Linked DNA regions of Homo sapiens: region 2 is linked to region 1. Evidence: read pairs that join two places in POLR2A ChIA-PET (ENCODE). Cell type or tissue: PC-9. All regions are shown on one strand. Links, peaks and the distances in the headings refer to the core of each region. The heading gives the core; the rest is flanking DNA.

The links. ChIA-PET counts read pairs that join two places held together with the same protein. Peaks named below come from ENCODE experiments on the same cell type or tissue, not always from the same donor. Only the 100,000 strongest peaks of a DNase experiment are listed, where the experiment ranks them.
Region 2: POLR2A ChIA-PET joins it to region 1 with 5 read pairs; 1 of 35 experiments calls an interaction of 5 or more read pairs at or near these places.

The regions. Positions count from the first base shown.
Region 1 is chr17:15,949,723-15,958,110 of GRCh38, reverse strand. The region is part of intron 1 of ADORA2B (adenosine A2b receptor); the gene reads right to left. Among named protein-coding and RNA genes, the nearest start is that of ADORA2B, 8.8 kb to the right of the region's middle. RefSeq lists an enhancer at 6,475-7,272. In PC-9, for the core only: no CTCF peak of the experiment used is centred there; a DNase peak (open chromatin) is centred at 3,680; H3K27ac peaks cover 2,500 bases.
Region 2 is chr17:17,070,457-17,076,797 of GRCh38, reverse strand. It overlaps MPRIP (myosin phosphatase Rho interacting protein), which reads right to left. Exons shown (of 24, transcript NM_001364716.4): 2 at 1,011-1,088. Among named protein-coding and RNA genes, the nearest start is that of MPRIP, 31 kb to the right of the region's middle. RefSeq lists enhancers at 3,592-4,118, 4,119-4,644. In PC-9, for the core only: no CTCF peak of the experiment used is centred there; no DNase peak of the experiment used is centred there; H3K27ac peaks cover 2,336 bases.

The DNA of each region.
Region 1 (8,388 bases), core at 2,530-5,029:
GGAGACAGAGGTTGCGGTGACCAAGATCGCACCATTGTACTCCAGCCTGGGCAACAAGAGTGAAACTCTGTCTCAAGAAAAAAAAAAAAAAAGGAAGTGTACCTGACAGGTCCTGGTTCTACAATGTCGTTCAATAAAGCTTTGTAGTTCTCTATGTTTAAAAAACAAAACAAACAAACAAAAAAAAACACTCAGCAGTGGTGCTAAAATCAGCAGTGGAAATCAGGATGTCATAGACAGAAAGCTGCTTTGGGAAGTCTGCAGGTGGCGGGACTGGCGCAAAACAGGTGGCACACCAAAGAAGGTTGGGCGGAGACGGGTGGGAGGAGTTTGAACACATTTAAATGGGGAAGGGAAGAGGCTGCTGTGCAGGAATAATGAACGGTCCAGGGCTCCCATAAAGCAGGAGTTGGGTCCAGAGCCAGGTGGAAGAACTAGCAGCCCCAGACTCCCCAAGACTCGACCACTACTGCGTCTCTCAACCTGCAGGCACCTTAAACACAACCTAGGCAACACCTTCCCAAAGCCCCCATCTTCAGGATGGCATCACCCAGGCGACCGGAAATCTGGGAGTCATCCTGGAGTCTTCTTCTCCTTCATGTCCACATCCAACTGAGTCACCAAGTCCTCTTGAACCTGTCCCGTGTGCCCTGTCTTCCAGCCAGAAGCACACGACTATGTGCTATCGATCAGATCTGCTTGCCAGTCACTCATGCTGACTCATTACTGCTCCACAATGGCAGATCTCACGCACATCAATTCCACTCAGCCTGGCCCTAACTACCCACATTTCTAGGTGTCACTCACTGATTGTGGCTCCAGGGCCCATCTGTGGTTCTCAGGACTCTTTCCTATATGATTTTACCTGTGGCTCCTCTGCTCCAGACTGCTGAACTCCATGGCTGGCATCAAACATCAGCCTTCTCTGGTGCAGAAATTGTGGTTCTACGAGTCTCCAATATCTGTAGAGTCTGCTGCCATCTCCATGGCCTCTGCCCTGGTCATGCTTTTTTCCTTCTCATCTGGATGCCAAGTGGCTACCCTATATCATCTTGTCCCGTCCATTCCTTCCTTCAGCTGTCCACCAGTGACTTTTACAATGCAAACCTGACCATATCAAACTCCAGATTAAAATTGTACCTTGGCATTCCAAGTTCCACCTAATTATCACTCCTCACAAAATCACATTTTAATGACAGTAAAGACACACAGGCCGGGTGCGGTGGCTCATGCCTGTAATCCCAGTACTTTGGGAGGCCGAGGCGAGTAGAACACCTGAGGTCAGGAGTTTGAGACCAGCCTGACCAGCATGGTGAAACCCCGTCTCTACTAAAAACACAAAAATCAGCTGGGCATCGTTGGTGGCATGTGCCCGTAATCTCAGCTACTTGGGAGGCTGAGGCAAGAGAATCGCTTGAACCCAGGAGGCAGAGGTTGCAGTGAGCCAAGACTGCACCATTGCACTCCAGCCTGGGCAGTAAGAGCAAAACTGTCTCAAAAAAAAAAAAAAAAAAAAAAAAGACACACATAATCATCCTAAAAAAAGAAGTAGAGGATGATATCAGCAAACCGGAGATTTTTATGAGTTTCTAAAAACAGAAGGTGGACAGGATCATCAGCATGAACCATGGAACCCTAAATTGGAAACATGGATGGCCAGGATGAGAGGCTCCAGTCTAGCAAACAGCAGGGATCAGAATGGGATTAAGAAAAGAACAGATGTCAAGAGGAAGACAGCCTGTGGGCAAGCTTTGGGAGCTGTGGCATTGATCCCCTCCCCCTCCCACACTCTCCCCAAGCTGTGGCTAGAGACCTAGTGATAACGGGTGGGGGAGGGGAAGAGTTTAGGTTATGTACACTCTGCCACACGAGGAATCTCAACCATGTGAATCTAAAAAATGTTTTTCAAAGTCAATTTAAAATCCCTTAGTCTTCATCAAAAGTAAACATATGAATGCTAAAATTGTATTGAAAAATAGAAGAACAAAGGAAAAAAAGCGAAGAAACTCTTACAAAGAATGAGAAAGCACTGGGAACTGTCAGAGAACAGTGATCAGGAAAGGAGGGGACGTCCCCATCTGCCTATTAAGAATCCCAGAGGCGTGGCTCACGCCTGTAATCCCAGCATTTATGGAGGCCGAGGCAGGCAGATCGCTTGAGGTCAGGAGTTCGACACCAGCCTGGCCAATATGGTGAAACCCCATCTCTACCAAAAATACAAAAAATTAGCCACGTGTGGTGGTGCACGCCTGTAATCCTAGCTACTCGAGAGGCTGAGGCAGGAGAATCACTTGAACCCGGGAGGTGAAAGTTGCAGTGAGCCAAGATTGTGCCACTGCACTCCAGCCTGGGTGACAGAACAAGATTCCATCTCAAAAAAAAAAAAAAAAGAATCCCAGAGGCGGCCAGGTGTGGTGGCTCACGCCTGTGGTCCCACAACTTTGGGAGGCCAAGGTGAGTGGATCACTTGAGGTCAGGAGTTCAAGACCAGCCTGGCCAACATGGTGAAACCCCGTCTCTACTAAAAAATACAAAATACAGCCGGACTTGGTGGTACATGCCTGTAGTCCCAGCTACTCGGGAGGGTGAGGCAGGAGAATTGCCTGAGCCCGGGAGATGGAGGTTGCAGTGAGCCAGTGAGCCCAGATCGTGCCACTGCACTGCAGCCTGGCCAACAAGCGAGACTCTGTCTCGAAAAAAAAAAACAAAAAAAACAAAAAAAGAATCCCAGAGAAAAGAACAGAGGAAATGGAGATAAGGAATTAATTAAGAAAATACAGTTTTCACTTGGTATACACAGGGGATTTGTCCCAGGGCACCCAAGTACTCCAAAATCCGTATGTAATCAAATCCTGAAGTTGGCCCCAAGAGCCCCACTACAGGAAAAGTTGGCCCTCTGTGTACTCGGGTTCACAACCCGCAAATACTGTATTTTCAATCTGTGTTTGGTTGAAAAAAAATCCATTTTAAGTGAACCCACACAGTTCAAACCCAAGTTGTTCAAGGGTCAACTGTATTCTTTGAAAATTTCAGAGCTGAAGACAGACCTAAGTCTTCAAATTGGCAAGGTTCACCTACCTACTAGTGCCATCCTCAATGAAAAAAAAAAGTAAGAGTTACCATTTAGACCCAGTCTCACAAAATTTCAGAACACCAAGGAAAAACAAATGATCCCAAAGGTTCCCAGAGGAGAGATACAAGTTACAAGTAAGAATCATTACACACCAGACTTTGTGAGCAACACTGGGTGTTACAGCAACCCCTTCAGACATCTGAGGGAAAACACTTCCGAACCACAATCTATCAACCAACCAATCATATGTGAGAAATAAAAAATTTTTTTTGAGACAGGGTCTCACTCTGTTGCCCAGGATGGAGTGCAGTGGTGTGAATGCAGCTCACTGCAGCCTCAACCTCCTGGGCTCAAGCGATCCTCCTGCCTCAGCCTCCCAAAGGGCTGGGATTACAGGTGCGAGCCATTGCACCAGGCCAAAAAAACATTTTTGACATATAAGAACCCAGAAAGTTTATCCTCGTGTCTAACAAATATGAAATCCTAGAAAGAGGAAAGAGAACATGGAATGCAGGAAATGCTGGAACCACTCCAAGGGCACAGTAAAGGAAGCCCTAGCGGCTGTGTGGCACACATAGCAAAGGGGTGAGGAGGCTCAGCATGAGGGTGATTAAGAAGCTGGGTGATCACGAGGATGTGGGAAGGCATGCTTCCTACTTTAACTTTCTAATTTCCAGATGGTAAACCTGAAGCAGGCTAAAATGTGACATAATTTTGAGTAATGTCTGAGTAATGGATGGCATCTAAAAATAGGATCCTGGCCAGGCGCAGTGGGTCACACCTGTAATCCCAACACTTTGGGAGACCGAGGCAGGTGGATCACCTGAGGTCAGGAGTTCGAGACCAGCCTGGCCAATATGGTGAAACCCCGTCTCTACTAAAAATACAAAAGTTAGCCAGGCGTGGTGGCACGTGCCTGTAATCCCAGCTACTCGGGAGGCTGAGGCAGGAGAATTGCTTGAATCTGGGAATCGGAGGTTGCAGTGAGGTGAGATTGCACCACTGCACTCCAGCTTGGGCGACAGAGCGAGACTCTGTCTCAAAAAAAAAAAAATGTAAATGGTATAAACCTTAACAGCATAAAAGTCATGGTATAATGCAAATGTGTTCAATACACCATCTGTGCAGAGGAAGCCATGAGAAATAGTGGCTGCCTCTGACAGGCAAAGTAGGAAAGCAGAGATCCAAGACAGGGGACAACTCTACAGCTTCCCCCTGTGCAGTGTCAGCTTCTTTCCAGCAGCACGAGTTACCTTTCACAAGGAAGACTTCCTGAGAGGCAGCGCGCTCACAGTAACAGCGCGGCTCACAGAAACCAGGAGCAGACCTGGGAAAGGAATGGGGGACACGTTCTTCCTTGTTTTTCTTGACAGTCAGCAAATATAATCACCACTTGACAGAAACACAGGCCGAAATGTCCACAGGAAAAAAATCAAAACATAACAGAAATTCAAGTGGGGCATAGGGGAGAAGGCTGGCATGAGCCACGGGCCTGGCGGTTCACAGTGGGGAGTCAACAGATTCTGCTTCAAGATGGCAGCACAAAACCAGGGCTCAGCCCAGAGCGCCCCTCGGGGCAAATGCCAAGAGAAACAGGCTGGGGGCTGCCCCCGGCAGAGGGACTGGTGGGGGTCTCTTGCTTTCCCTTTTGGGCCTTTTTGTACTTTTGACTGTTTACTTCTATGCCCACTGGTTGATTTCTAACTCAAAAAAATAGAAGATAATAAATGCGACTCATTCATGGACTCACCAGCACCTTCAGGACAAAATCCAAAACCCTCAGCAAGCTCAAGGCCCTCCTCGAGCTGCCTGCTCCCTGGCCCGTCCCCCACCACAGCCCAAATCCCATGCCCACTCACGGGTGCGAAGCACCCAAGGTGCCAGGCCAGCTCAGGAGTCCCCCTGCTCCTGCGCACCCTGCACTCCCAGCTCTGCAGGCACTTTCCTCCCACCTACCACACCACTCAACCCTCCACCCTCCAGAAAAAGCCCTGCCCCTCAGCCTAGACTGAGTGGAAGCCTGCCCGCCCGTGCCTGGGACAGGCTGTTCTCCACTTTAATTCTGTCCAAGAAGATACATTTGCTATTTGCCATTGAGTTCCCGCTGCCCGTGGCGCTGTCTCCAGCTGGTTAGCCTCGGAGTCCAAGAGCCTATCGAGTTAATAATTTAGGAGAGAATAACCATGGCTAAAGCCTAATTCTGGAGTCACTAATAAATCTGAGGCAAAAGGAAAGGTTGGGCCTCAGTTCCCCAATCCGAGGAAGGTGCAGGTGGGAGGAGATCCACAAAGCCTCACAGCTGTCAGGCAAATGCTGTGAGATTCCATTCACATTGGCCAGGGCTTAGCTTCTTTCCTCACTCGTCCATTTGACAGGTTAGCTGGAGTCTTCTTTGTCCAGGTAATAATTAAAGGAATCTAATCACAATTTGCCAGTGTCCTTATTCATCCACCACTAGAAGGGACCCCTCATCAAGGGGGTGTTTGGGGGTGACCTCGGGGTGTGCAGTCCTTCCCTCCAGCTGCTCACATGATGGTTAAGGGCTCCTGGGAAGATAGGCTGCCTCAGTCCCGGCTTCCGTGTGACCCTGGGCTAAACATAATTTTCTGCACCTCCATCTTCTTATCTGTGAGGTGGTGAAGATAACTCCATCTGCTCCCATAGGGCGGTCGCAAAGATCAAAGGAGATTAGGGATGTAAGGTGCCTGGCACCCAGAAACGGCTTGGGAACAATGGCTGCCATTCACAAGACTGAAAATCTCTATGTCCAGAATAGCTGAGGACACTTCCCCATATCTGTCCCTGCAGTGTACACCCATGCTGTGATAATAAACTGACAAATGAGAAGAGTGAGATACAGGGATTGGGTCCTGCCCTGCACGTGGTCACCGAGAAAGGAGCCAGGTGATCTGTAGTGGGAAAATGTTGACTTTTTTTTCATTTACCCTCTTCTCCAGACAACCAAAGGCAGCCACTGTCCTTTTCAGAATTCAGTGGGAATGTCCACAGCATGAGGCCAGGCGGTGTTTCCCTGGCTGTGCTGCTCCAGGGCACCAGGCCACCTCCAGGCATGCAGAGCTGCTGCAGACTGTGCCTGGTCTGCAGAGGAGGCCTCTGCCCTCTGGGAGCAGCTCCAGGCTCCGGTCTCAGGGCAGGGCCCAGGGTGGCTTGAGCGGGCCCTCCTTCCCGGCCTCCTTCAGAGGGAACCTGTCCACAGCACCCCCACGCACACCAAGTCCACCTCCATCTCCCCTGCCCTCCAGTTCCCATGTGCTCCTGATGACCAGCCAGGTCAGGCTGACTCTACCCTCCCCGAAGGGAGAGGGCCTTCAGGTATCCTCTGGATTGAATTACCCCAGTTCTGACCTGGTTCCAAGACACATTTGAGGACCTCACTGACCAAATCAGACCTTGGCCCCTGCCTAGCCATGTGTGTGTCCTCTGGAATCAACATGCCAGGAACCAGCCCCTTATGTCAGCTGGAGGCCCCAGCAGGATTATAAACAGCACCTGCTGGTTTTAAGGTTGCTACATGGCCTGGGAAGTGGAGTTGGGAGGACTGTGTGCTAACAATGGAGGACAAATGACAGCAAAGTAACACTCAGGCTTGGGTGATGCCCTGATGCAGGTAACAGGGTGGCTCCTGGCCTGTGCATGGGACCAGGAGCCAGGGCCCATGGGCCACGTCCCGCGTGTCTGCAGCCCCTGGCCTCAGCCTGGGCCTCTGGCCCACAGCCCCTGCTGGCTGCCTGGCAGTCCCCGGACACCTCTGCACTCCTCTCCACCCTTTTGTCCCTTAGGCCCATGAGAGATGTTTTCAGAAGACGGTTTTCCTGTCTTCCGATCATTAGAACTTGTGGGGGCAGCTCCTCTTCTGGCGTTTCACAGAGCCCTTGGGCCCTCACTGTACACCTGCTGTCTCGGACCCTCCCTTCCCACCTGTCCAGCTGTTCCCCGGGCATGACGTAGCCTGACATGTGCCCTTTTCACCCAGTCACTCATGCATTCATCCACAATGTGCTTTCCTAGCCTGTGCCGGCATCGCGCTGCATCCTGGGGTGTAAGGCCCCTGCCCACAAGGCTAGCACACTGGGCGCAGAGAGACTCTGAGTAAGGACATGGTTTAATGGGATAACTAGAGATGGCGGTAAACCAATGCAGTGGCTGAGAAGCCTCTCCAGGTGGGTGAAGTGAGGAACGGGGGTGCAAAGACCATGGGTGGGAATATAACTTGGCCGTGGTGAGTGAGAATTGGGGGGTGAAGGCCGACCATGCACAGCCTCAGGCTAGGGTAGGGCATAGGGATTTCACTCTCTGTGTCTCTGCAGCGTGGTAAGCAGGGGAACGGTATGATGTGGCTTAGGTTTTAAGTCATCCCGTCTGGCTGCTGTGTGGAGTGGTTACAGGGGAGCAGGAGTCCAGCTGGGGGCCCACAGTGCCCACCAGGAGCTGCTGAGAGAACATGTTCAACGAGGTCCGGGAAGTGACTGCTCGATTCTGCCAAAAGAGGGATGGCGCATGGGTGACCTGACAGGAGAATTCAGTGGCATCCTGGTAACAAGTGGCAGAGTTTGCCAGGGGGGAGGCAAAGGAGTGGATGAGGAAGTGAAGGGGCGTTGATCTAGGGGTATATTCGTGTACTGATGGGTGGCTTCCTGGTGCTGCTCTGACAAAGCCCCACAAACCTAGTGGCTTAAAACAAGCAGGGCGAGAAGGCTGACTTCCAGGTGTGGGCCACGCTCCTGCCAGAGGTTCCAAAGGAGGATCTGTTGCCTCTTCCAGCTTCTGGTGGCCATCCTTCATTCCTTGGCTGTGGCCTCCACCTTCAAACGGCCTTCTCTGCAGATTTATCTTCTAAGAGTGCAAATGCATTAAGAGGCCGCCCAGATAATCCAAATAAGCTCCTTCTCTCAAGATCCACAGAAAGCAGTATTTGTGGGGTTTTGGTTGGTTGTTTTTTGTTTTGGCCATATAAGGGAATAGTCAGAGGTTCTGGGAATTAAAATATGGACATACGTTTTGCAGGGGGCCATCATCCAACCCATTACCATGGGAATGATCTGGAAGAGAAAGGTAACACTGATGCAGAAGGGTGAACCCAAGGAGGGAGCTCTTGGGAAAGCTGGAGGATACAACCCAGAGCCAGAAATCTTCCTGCCAAGCTTTTTTATTTTTTATTTTTTTTGAGACAGAGTTTCGCTATTGTCACCCAGGCTGGGGCTCACTGCAACCTCCACCTCCTGGGTTCAAGCAATTCTCCTGTCTCAGCCTCCCTAGTAACTGGGATTACAGGCGCGTGCCACCACGCCCGGCTA
Region 2 (6,341 bases), core at 290-2,789, 1.1 Mb before region 1:
ACAACCTTGATATAAAATAGGAAAGGGAACTACTCCCTGGAAACTGCAGCCCAGCTGGACCAGTGATGCCTGAGTTCTCCTGTCTGGGTGGCATGAACAGGGACTCAAAGGGCCTTGCAAAGAGGCCTTGTAGAGGGCTGGTCTATGCTGGGTGTGTAGAGGAGGCCACCTGAACATGTTTCCCAGGAACATTTCCAAGGGCCTTATGTGCAGCCTCTGAAATCAAAACCCATTCTAGAAGCAATCCCAAAGAACAGAGACACAATGCAAGGCCTGTGGGACCAGAATACACAGCCCAAGGCCCCTACTCCAAAGTGTAATATTCAGGGTGGGGAAAGGATGAGCAGCAGAAACTAAGAAGAAGAGGAAAGGGAGCTCCCGGGGATGGAGGGGGCTGAGTGGAAGCAATTTATAGGGTGCAAGCGGCAGCACTGTAAGAAAGTTTGTGAGGAAGGAGAGTTTTGTAACCGGAGTCAAATCCAGAGGGGCTTCCTGGCAGAGAAACAAACCACAGGTCAGGCCAATGATGGTCCCAGCTCTAGCGGGGCCCTGCCCTGGGCAATGCACATTTTAGTAAGAGGTAAGCCAAGGCCTCTGGGCCCCCAACCCTTCACTAGTGCTAGTGTGCTGAACCCCTGGCTCAGGAAGAAGGGAGGTGCTACAGGGGCAGGCCTTGGCATGGAAGGAATTGGGAGCTGCTCGGTATAATGCAAACCTTTAACTGCTCTTTTGCCTCTTCCATTTTACTGTTCCTAGAGTCAACCTGACCCACAAAACAGGCAACACCCACATGAGAGCTCCTCATTCTGAAGGGAGCACTACACACAACTATGTATAATTGAGACCTTTTCTGTACAACGTACAAGTGCACCAAATGGGGGAGCCCTGCTGGTCCTGCTATCCCAGGATCCACTGTTCAACTCTCCATCTCCCTCTTCCACTCTGCCAGTTCACCCTTAGATGGGTCCCTTCTCTGGTTCCTCCCTGAGAGTTGGCTCTGATGCCCTTACCCGAGACCGGTGCACTGGGTTGTCAAAGTCGGTCCCATCTGGAGCCAGGAGCAGCCAACCGCCATAAATGGGTTTTGCCTAGAGGAGAAAAAAGAGGGCAGGTCACCAGCAGCCTTCAACCCAGAAGAGAGAACAGGTCAAGTTAACAGCAAGCACTCGCTGGAAACAGATGTTGCCTCTGCTCTGCAGAGGTCATGACACCTATTTCCACTGCGGTGCGTCTGCAGCTGCTTGAGAGTCAGAGGCTGGCGGGGATTCTGCAGCATCCGGGGTGGAGAGCATACAGGCCCTGGCAGGAGTGTGAGAACCTGGAGAGTACAGGATCCCCTAAGACATGCTGTCTCCTGCAAGTTACTGATCAAGCCACCAAGATCAGGAAAAAATGACATGTTATTCAACAAATATGTGAGTGTCAGTGTGTGCCAGGCGCCAGGAAATAGGACATGAACAACACAGTCAAAAAGCTTCATCCTGAAGATACAAAACAGGGCCTGGAGAAGAGACTGCTTTCGTGATCAAAGCCAGCTCTGGCCAAAGAATCATCAACTGACTGGCTGTGTGACTGCGTGCAGAAACTCTTTGAGTTCAAACTCTCCCATTTGAAAAGTGAGAGTGATGACAATTCTACCTAAACCTCATGACTCTGATGTGAGGACTGATGAGATAATGCAATCAGTAAAACCCAGCACAGGGATGTAAAACGGTGCTGCCACCTTGGAAAAGTCTGGCAGTTCCTCAGAAAGTTAAAGGCAGAGTTACCCTAGGGCCCAGCAATTTCACCCCTATGTATACACACCCAAGAAAACGGAAAACAGGGGCTCAAATAAATACCTGCACATGAATGTTCATAGCAGTATTATTCACACCTGCCAAAAGGTGGTAACAGCCCAAATATCCATGGACAGATGAATAGATGAACAAAGTGTGATGGGTCCACACAAGGGAACATTATTCAGCCAGAAAAAGGAATGAAGCACTAACATACACCACAACACCGAGGAACCCCGAAAACATGATGCTAAGTCAAAGAAGCCAGGCACAAAAGCCCACATATTACAGAATTCCACTTATGCAAATGGTCCAGAATAGGCAAATCCACAGCACAGAAAGCAGATTAGTGGTCGCCAGGGACTGGAGGAAAGGAAATAAGGAGAGACAGCTAACAGGTATGGGGTTTCTTTCGTGGGTGACTAAAATATTCTAGAATTAGACAGTGGAGATGGTTGCACAACATTGTAAATATGCTAAAACTCACCAAACTGTATACTTTAAGAGAGTGAATCTTAAGATATGTGAATTATAGCTCAACTTAAAAAGCTGCACAAAGAACACTGAGCACAGTGTCTGGCCTGTGAGGTCTCAACAAATGTGAGGCACTGCTATATTTTACCAGCCACAGAGTCCCCACTCCCCAGACCACGGGAGGAGCTCAACAAGGGGAATCTAGACAGACACTCTGGCTCAATCTCCTTCCTCAGCCACACCCAGCTGGCGAGAATGCATTGGAAAAGGTACAACCAGTCCCATTTATCCAGTGCCTTTCGGAGGGCGGTAACACAAATTAAAACCCAAGTTCTCTGACTGCTGCTTACACACACAGGACCCCTCATGGGTCCTCCTGATGTGCTTTTTATTCAGTGCTCTCCAAACTAGGAGGCCCCACCACACTACCTCATTTGGTAGCTGCAGACCGTGACTCAGAGAGGGCAGGCCACGTGCCAGAGGCCACACAGCCTCCAGGCTGAACCAAGAACCCCCCTTTACTTGGCTTCCGCCTGCAGGGTCCTCAAGGTCCCCAGGAGCACTGGCTTTCCCCATGAATGGTGCAAGTGGAGCTGTGTGCCTGGGGTCGGGGGAAAGCTGCAAGGACAGGAGAGGCTTGCTTTGCTGCAACAGGGGAGTGGGTGTTGGCTGCAGACATAGTCCAGGAGGGCCAAGGAGTATGTGGTGGAAATCCCACCTGGGAAGGCAGAAGCAAAGGCGAGGAGAGGTCTGTGCTCTCTACGAACTCCAGCTGTGCCCAGCAAACCTCAAGGTGGGCACACACGCTCGGCCTCTCCACACCCCACCCAGGAGTGCACATCCTAAGCAGACCCCACCCAGAGGCCTTGCATGGGAAAGCCGGAGCTGGACAACTCCCTGTGTGTATCTGGACTCTGTGACTCCCAGCTCGGCCTCTCACCGGCCACAAGTGCCCACCTGTGAGGCCAGAGGCTAGCCTGCCAAGCCATTCCTCTATCTCCATCTTGACTATGCGCCACCACCCTGGCCTCTGGAGGCAGGGCTTGGGGTGTCATCACATAATCAGCTACATTTACCTGACCTTTCTCCAGGAGGAACTGTGGGGAGCCAAGGGATCAGCATCTGTTCCCTCAGAACCCGAGCCCTGGTCTCAACCCAGGCATCGTCAGCAAACCTCTGCTCAGGAACCCCGTGTGCATGGCCCTGGGTGCTGTATACCAGGGAGCCTGCAGCAGCCACTTTGCTTGGCTGTGACTTCCTGATATGGATCACCACAGAGGGGACTGATGCAGGTGGGCGGGCGGCGCAGACACAGAGCAGAGAGCGAGATGTAGGGCCTCTGGGTGGAGGAGCAGGCTGGGATGCAGGTGACACCCCACCCAGCGTTCATCAAAGCAATTCCAGAGTGATAGAGAGCAGAGGAGTGGCTGCCTGGGGCTGGGACGGCGGAAGGGGTTGGTGACAGCCAAGAGGTGCAGGGTTTCTTTTGGCGATGATGTAATGTTCTAAAAGTGACTGTGATGATGGCTGCACATCAGTTGGAATATCCTAAAAATCATAGAATTGTATCATTTAAATGGGTTAAACGTATGACGTGTGAATTTTATCTTAATAAAGCTATTAAAAAAAAGCCCTGAAGGTAAGGACCCCATAGATAACAGGGGGAGGCCTGGGGTGGAGAGGACTCTCTGGGCAGGGGCGCAGCTGATGCACAGGTGCAGAGGCAGGAATGATGGCGCCATGGGGCCATGAGGAGCCATCTGTAATTACTGAGAACTCACTCCTCAAGTCCAGGGAGCCAGGGACAGGAACTGGCCAGCTATATCACCACCACTCTTGCCTCTCACAGCCAGCCACGTGGGCTGCGCAGCCTCCCCCAGCCTCCTCAGCTCCCCAAAACCTGGCCCTCTCTACCATCCCTCAGGGCTTCCCCGAAATGTCCCTTCCTCAAGGGGACAGTCCTGACCCTCCCCCTCAGTCTCTAACAACTCACTTCTGCCATTACCGTCACTGCACATCACAGAACTAATTTCTACCTACCATTTCATTATGTACGTAATTACATTGCTATGACATGTCTTGCCCCCCACCCCCACCCCAGAACCTTCGCTCCAGGAAGGCAGGGATGGGGTCTGCCTAGCCCTGGCTGTGTCCTTGATCCTGAGGCAGGTGTGCAGAGGGAGTGGAGGTGAGTGCCCACCGGCCTAGGCCAGCAGTGGGTGGGTGGTGCCCTCTCTGAGTTACCTTCTCCTTACATAACCTAGGTCCTGACTCAGACAACCTGTCCTCATCCCCAAGGCGTGGGAAAGGCCTCCCAGGAAGAGCTGCTGCTTCTCTATGTCTCAGACTATCTAAAACTGCTGCATCCTCCCCCGCACAGCAGACCACAGTGTCTTTAAGTGCAGCAATGCCCACGGGCAGAGGCTCCCACGCACGCCCACCTGGTCCTGGGGCAGCACCTCTAAAAGGCCCTAAAGTATTCTCTTCCAGACGGTCCTATAATAATCTGAAACTGGGACACTAAAACAGACAGCCCAAAAGGCAGCAGGCAGGAGGGAGTGTGCTCTGGAAATGCTGCGTGGGTAGGCTTAGCTTTGCTGTTTTCTGGTTGAGCTGCTGGGCATTTTGGAGGGAGGCAGGAGAAGCAGGTATCTGTTGTTGACATGGGGGATCTGAGCTGGGCTGTAAGGACCCAAAGGATGGGGCCCGAGTCCTGTTTCAAGCAGCCCTGCACACAGGGCCCCTTTCTATGCAGGTCCTCCCAGAGGATGCATGTGGCTCCGGATCCCATATAAAAGTGACCACATGAGAGACTCCCCCGAGCTACCTCCTCTCCAATTAAACTCGGCCTTCACTCATGACCCACACAAGTCGGAGGCTCCACTTCTGGCTGGCCTCTAGGAAGAGGCTGCTGGTGGTCTGGGTGTGCCTTCAACCTGAAGCTCTTTCAAAAACAGTGCCTTGAAACTTCTGCTTCCTGGACGATGGGGCAGATGTAGATTTCTCCTGCTAAGTACAACCAAAAACCTGGGGCCATCATGTATAAGACAAACATGAGAAGACTCTGAAAGGTGGAGAAAAAAAGGTAAGTGGGCCAGGGACCCAGGATCCAAGGAAGGACACCGTGGTGACTCTCCCAGGCTTTCTTTTTGTCTCACTATCCCAGAGTGGGTACTGGAGAAACTGGCAACCTGAAAACGCCAATGGGCACACAACCAAAAAAAACAACAACAAAAAGCTACTTTCCATAGCTGAAGAACCAGAAAGGAGCAGCCCAACAAGACAGAAAACTCTTAGACAAGAACCGCCTTACTCTGGCCAAAAGTCACAGGAAAGGCAGCACCCCACCCCCAAGTGAGCAAAGGTTGGACTTCCACCCTTGTGAGGTGCCCCACACCCCGGCCAGGGTGGTGTCAGAAGACACAAGGGCCTTACATCCCACCAACAGCAACGAGGACCCTTCTTGCTCCATGCTAGGGTGTGTCAGAGGGCGCCCAGAGGAGGGTCAGGGTTTTTACCATTGCCCAGTGGGAAGGGAACCCATGATGAGGAGCCTCCCAGTTCAGGCATCAGTGGAGGCCGAGGGATGGACTTCTGTCTCCATCTAAGTAACCAGGTGGTCATGGTGACTCCCTTCCCCCACGGAAGCACTGTCAGAAAAATCCACTGAAAGAGAAGGTTCAAATGAGACCCAGAGTCACCCAACAGAATACAAAAACACTTGGTTTCCACCAAAAATCATCATCATACCAAGAACCAGGAAGGTCACAAACTGAATGAACAAAGACAACCAAGAAATGCCAACACCAAGATGACAGCCATGCTAGAATTATCCCACATTTAAAGATTTTAAAGCACCCATGATAAAATGCTTCAACAAGAAATTATGAGCACACTTGAATTAAAGGGAAAGACAGCAAAGAAATAGAAGCTGTAAGAACCAAACAAAAATCCTGAAATTGAAAAATACGGTAACTGAAATAAAAGCTCCCGGGTGGGCTTAAGAGCAGAAGGATTGGGGGCAATGAAAGAATCAGTGAACTGGAACACAGAACAACAGAAATCATCCCATCTAATAACAGAGGAAAA